Regions from separate parts of the Homo sapiens genome. Here region 1 is linked to region 2. The links are chromatin loops, found by intact Hi-C in ENCODE. Cell type or tissue: endothelial cell of umbilical vein. All regions are shown on one strand.

The links. A loop is a pair of places that touch in the nucleus more often than their neighbours do. Peaks named below come from ENCODE experiments on the same cell type or tissue, not always from the same donor. Only the 100,000 strongest peaks of a DNase experiment are listed, where the experiment ranks them.
Region 1: it touches region 2 in a loop (14-fold over the local background); 2 of 110 quality-filtered maps call a loop at or near these places.

The regions. Positions count from the first base shown.
Region 1 is chrX:7,191,857-7,194,356 of GRCh38, reverse strand. All of the region lies in intron 2 of STS (steroid sulfatase), which reads right to left. Among named protein-coding and RNA genes, the nearest start is that of PUDP, 45 kb to the right of the region's middle. In endothelial cell of umbilical vein, no CTCF peak of the experiment used is centred here; no DNase peak of the experiment used is centred here.
Region 2 is chrX:7,924,845-7,927,344 of GRCh38, reverse strand. It overlaps PNPLA4 (patatin like domain 4, phospholipase and triacylglycerol lipase), which reads left to right. Exons shown (of 7, transcript NM_004650.3): 1 at 1-59; 2 at 1,213-1,405. The coding sequence starts at 1,226. Among named protein-coding and RNA genes, the nearest start is that of PNPLA4, 1.3 kb to the left of the region's middle. RefSeq lists enhancers at 1-54, 285-514, 1,177-1,226 and a silencer at 1,203-1,497. In endothelial cell of umbilical vein, a CTCF peak has its summit at 1,263 (motif pointing right); a DNase peak (open chromatin) is centred at 1,294; H3K4me3 peaks cover 598 bases; H3K27ac peaks cover 452 bases.

The sequences.
Region 1 (2,500 bases), 730 kb after region 2:
GTAAAACCTAAGACTGGTATGTAAAATATTTTTCAGATTTTGCATTCTGGTGGAACAAGTGACGTCACTGGACCAGTGACCCCCATGCAGGAACTGACTCGGCACACAACGACAGTTTTGATAACTCTGTGATTTCTTTGCTGATGGTGCCAATCAGCCTTTCCCATTCTCTAGCCTCTTGCCCGCCAAACTGTCCTTAAAAATCCCAGCCTCCACACGAGGTCAGGAGTTCGAGACCAGCCTGGCCAATATGGTGAAACCCCATCTCCACTAAAAATACAAAAATTAGCCGGGCGTGGTGGCGCTTGCCTGTAGTCCCAGCTACTCAGGAGGCTGAGGCAGAAGAATCACTTGGACCCGGGAGGTGGAGGTTGCAGTGAGCTGAGATTGTGCCACTGCACTTCCAGCCTGGACGACAGAGTGAGAGTCTGTCTCAAAAAAAATAATAATAATATTTTCCTATTACTAAACCTTTTCCTTGGAGGAGAACAAATCAGGAAAACTACAGACAATATAAGTGTTCTCCTGACAATCCCCAAAGTCTTCATCCATTTATGGGAGGGAGAGAGTTTAATACTCTGTATGTAAGAACCCTGAATTCTGAATTGTGAAGCACATTAAAATACCTCTATGAGGATGGCTTTATGCTAGTAAGATAGAATGGACACTGTTACTAGATATTTAGAACAAATATTTTAACCCCCACTGCAACACTCCCACTTTATCTGAGAACATTAGGAAAGGATAATGAATGCTGTATTCGTTTATCATGAATTAATCATGAACCCTTTCAGCTGCATATTTTTAATTAGCTACTGCATCTGTCATTTTTTTCAGAGCCCTTCTAGCTGGATCTAGGGAATGTCAATCTCTCCCGTAGACTAAAATGACCGAAAAAAAAAAAAGGTACTTAAAGCATTTCCCTGCAAAATGTACAGTTTCCAAAGAAATTAAATAAACAACAACAACAACAACAACAAAAAACCCTACTTAGCTGGTGCTAAAGACTTTGAAAGCGAGGTCAGAAATTCATGCCAGCCCGTGTATTATCAATAACTTTAGAAAATAAATTATTCTTGAAAATGCCCAAAAAGTTTGTTTCTGAAACAGAAAAAGGAACACACAATCCTTTTAAAGAACAAATTACAGAAATCACAATGGAAAATGAATCTGTTAAGCTGCTAAGTGTTAGGAATGAATATAAGCTGAGGCTTTAAGCCTCCACGGATGTTGCTTTCAGACGGAGAATCCTCTGTTATGGGGTTTAAATTTAATAGAAAGAAAAATCCTAAAAGGTCATTGTCCTTTTGTTCTCTTTAATTCTTATTCTGACTCATATCCCTCAAAGTAAAAGACCATTGACTATTCTAGGAAGAAAGAGAAGATTAAGTTAAAGCCTCTTGTTGCAGTGAGCAGGGTTTGTCGCCCTCAGCACGACATTTCGGATTTGTGAGGAACTGTGGGTGCACCGTGGGATGGTTAGCGGCACGCCTGGCCTCCACCCACTACATGCACCCCACTCCAAAGTTCTGACGACCAAAAATGTCTCCAAACTTTACCAAATTCTCTCTGAAGGGCAAAGTCTACCCTGACACATAACTACTACCATCCGTAACCCCCGAAGCTGCCTTCTGAAAATCATTAAATCACCCTGCAAGCCCGCTTTCAGCTCCCATCTCCCTGGCTGGCAGGATCATCCAGGTCTTCACCACATTTTTCCCAAAACAGAGGTCATCTTTTACGTTTCATAAGCACCCTATGAAACTGCCGTTCATCTATTTTTTTTTTTTTTTGAGATGGAGTCTTGCTCTGTAGCCCAGGCTGGAGTGCAGTGGCACAATCTCAGCTCACTGCAACCTCTGCCCCCGGGGTTCAAGCGATTATCCTGCCTCAGCCTCCCAAGTAGCTGGTACTACAGGTGCATGGCACAATGCCGGGCTAATCTTTGTATTTTTAGTAGAAATGGGGTTTTACCATGTTGGCCAGGCTGGTCCCAAACTCCTGACCTCAGGCGATCTGCCCGCCTCGGCCTCCCAAAGTGCCGCGATTACAGGCCTGAGCCACCGGGCCCAGCATCTTTAAGTCGCTTTTTACAAAGGAGGAAACTAAGGCAGGAAGAGGTGAAACGTTCTCCTGGGAACACACTGCCAGCATGGGGTGGGATGGAATCCCCAGCCCCAGGGTCTCTGACTTTGGGAGTCTCTTCACACTTATTTGAACCAAATATCTCCTCCAAAAGTATCTTCCTGCCCATTTCTTTGAGCCAGCTGCTATGGGGGACCATAAATGCTCTGAATGGCCAAATATTGTGCCCCCTGGTGTTCTGATAGCATAGTGCCATAGTGGTCCAGACATGTCCAAGAACAGGTGTAAAATAACAGGGATTCTTCCCTGCAGGGGCTTTTAAAACTATGTTTCCCTCATCCACCCTAAAGACTTGCACCATGCACACTCACCTCCCATCAGCGAAAAGAGCTCTTCCTGCAGGCAGGGACCATGC
Region 2 (2,500 bases):
GGCCCCGCCATCTGGTTAAAGGGACTCGTTCAACACGGAAGTGTCCCGGGGCTGCATTGGTACGGAGCCCTGGGGCCCAGCAAGGGTGTGCTCCTGCGGGACTGATGCGGGGACCACCCCGGCCCTGCCGGCCTCCAAGCCGCGGGAGGGCACTGAGCCTGTGCTGGCTGGGCCTGGCCGCCTGGTTGCTACACACCCAACCCCCTTCCCGTCCCCATTTGCAGAAGTGGAATCAAAACTGGGGCTTGACCCCGGATCGATGACTGGGACTCAGCCTACGCGGACGCCAGCGCAGCCTGCGGCGGCCGAGCCACCTGCCCTCACAGGGCCTGGCCGGGTGCATCAGGAACAGGCGGTCTTAGGTCCCTAAATTCGAGGCCCTGTAATGTGCCTCATCTTGGGGTCCCTGAATGGGGCCCTTGGGCCCCCAAGGAAACCCTGAGACCTTCAGAATGGACAGCCTTGTGGAGGCACAATTTCATTCACTTGGGCAAATTGTGCGCACTGAGGCATAGGAAAACATGTAATTTTGTATTTAGATGTGTTCCAAGTATAAAGTGGCGTGGCTGACATTTCATAGAGCCTTAAATTGCCTTCACCAGGCATGACCTCAGTTTGTGTTGAGATACTTGGCAAAGAAATGTATTGCATTGTTGAGTGATTGCTTATTGCGTTACTGAGTAATTGTATTGGCGTTCATAAAAGCATGGGTGCTCACAATAGAAATTGGGAAGGGGAGTAGGGAACTGTATTTGAAATCTTCTGATACACTTACCAAGAACAAATGTATTGTTCATTTGGAATTTGATACGGTCTCTAATAATTTTCTGTTTCATAATGGTAGTGCCGCCCCCACCCGCAAAACGTTTCAAAGGGTCAAGAGAAAAGACCAAATGCCCTTGTCAACTGGAATTTATACGTCTGTTTCCTGCCAAGTAATTAAATCGTAGATTCATAATCTATGTACCGAATAAATGTGGAATGTTTTTGTTTTGTTTTGTTTTAATGTATAAGACTTGGGTCAAGGTGAGGAGGGAAAGAAAGGGTTTCCTTGAAAGATTCTTGTGTTTAATTAGAATTAATTGAAACCACTGTGCTTAAAACAGAGAATGATGTTAGAAGAAAGCCTTGGAACGATGATCAACATAAGACTACACAGTATGTGGGATAAACTATTCCAACTTACAGCATTTTTGTTTTTTGTATTGCCAGTGCTACAGCTAGAATGAAGCACATCAACCTATCATTTGCAGCGTGTGGATTTCTGGGCATTTACCACTTGGGGGCAGCATCTGCACTTTGCAGACATGGCAAAAAACTTGTGAAGGATGTCAAAGCCTTCGCTGGGGCGTCTGCGGGATCGTTGGTTGCTTCTGTTCTGCTAACAGCACCAGAAAAAATAGAGGTAATTAAGTAGTAACTTAGGCTGTGTTCCTCATCAAGAAATTAAGACCCAAAGGCAAACACCAGCATTGACTCTACTAAGTTAACACTGCAGAGAAATAATCGTTTGCTTGGAAACAGAAAGGATTAGGACTTTTCTCTTAAGATGTAATTATTAGGGATCTGTGCTCTGGTTGTGGAAAAGATTATTTTGGGTGATAGTGAAATAAGGAAATAAAATGACTTATATTACTCTTGAGTTTTTATTTATCCTTAAGATTCCAGCTCTGTTCCTTTCAAGCAAAGGATATTTCTTCTTTCTATGATCATGAGAAGAGCATGGGGCCTGTTTTCAAGGCCTTGAACATGTGGGCAACAAGTCTTACCTCACTGCTACTTAGAAATAGATACATAAATTAAAATGTGGGCATGCAGTTTCTATTAAGTGGAATGGTATAGGAATTTAATTCTTTTTTAATTCTCACAGTAAGAGGAAGCTCTGAGTTCCAAGCAATTTATCCAGAAGTAATACAAATAATTATTCATTAAGTACTTTATTTAATGCAATCTATGTTTTAAAATCTGTTTTCTGCTATCCAGACAGTGATCAATCATTTGCTGACTGTGAGAGCTGGATTCCGTAGTTGGAGAATATTATATTTGTTAATCATTACGTACTCTAGCAGCTTTGAACAATAATGAAATAACAATTTAACACCCTCATACCCAAGAATGAATTTCAGTCACATTTAAAATTCCAAAACTATGCAATGTTAAACATCAGAATCTCATTTCAGATCTTTTGTGAGCTGCTTATCAAAGGGAAGCTAGATTTGAGGCCAATCATTCAGAAATCCACCTATCTTCCTGTCTTTATATGGTTGATTTACAGGGAACTAGAAAAGTGATTTAAAAACTGCAGAGATTAAACAGGACCAGAACCTTAAGCCATGCAAGGTATAAATGAGGTCGGAAAATTCCCCCTAAACTAGCAGATTCATAAGCTTTGAATTACAAGCTACCTCCTTCCCATAACTGTGTTTCGTTTTTGAAGCAGAGGGCTTTCAGGGTGTCACTTCTTCCTTTTTACTGCAGTCTTTTCTTGAGCTGTGGCAAA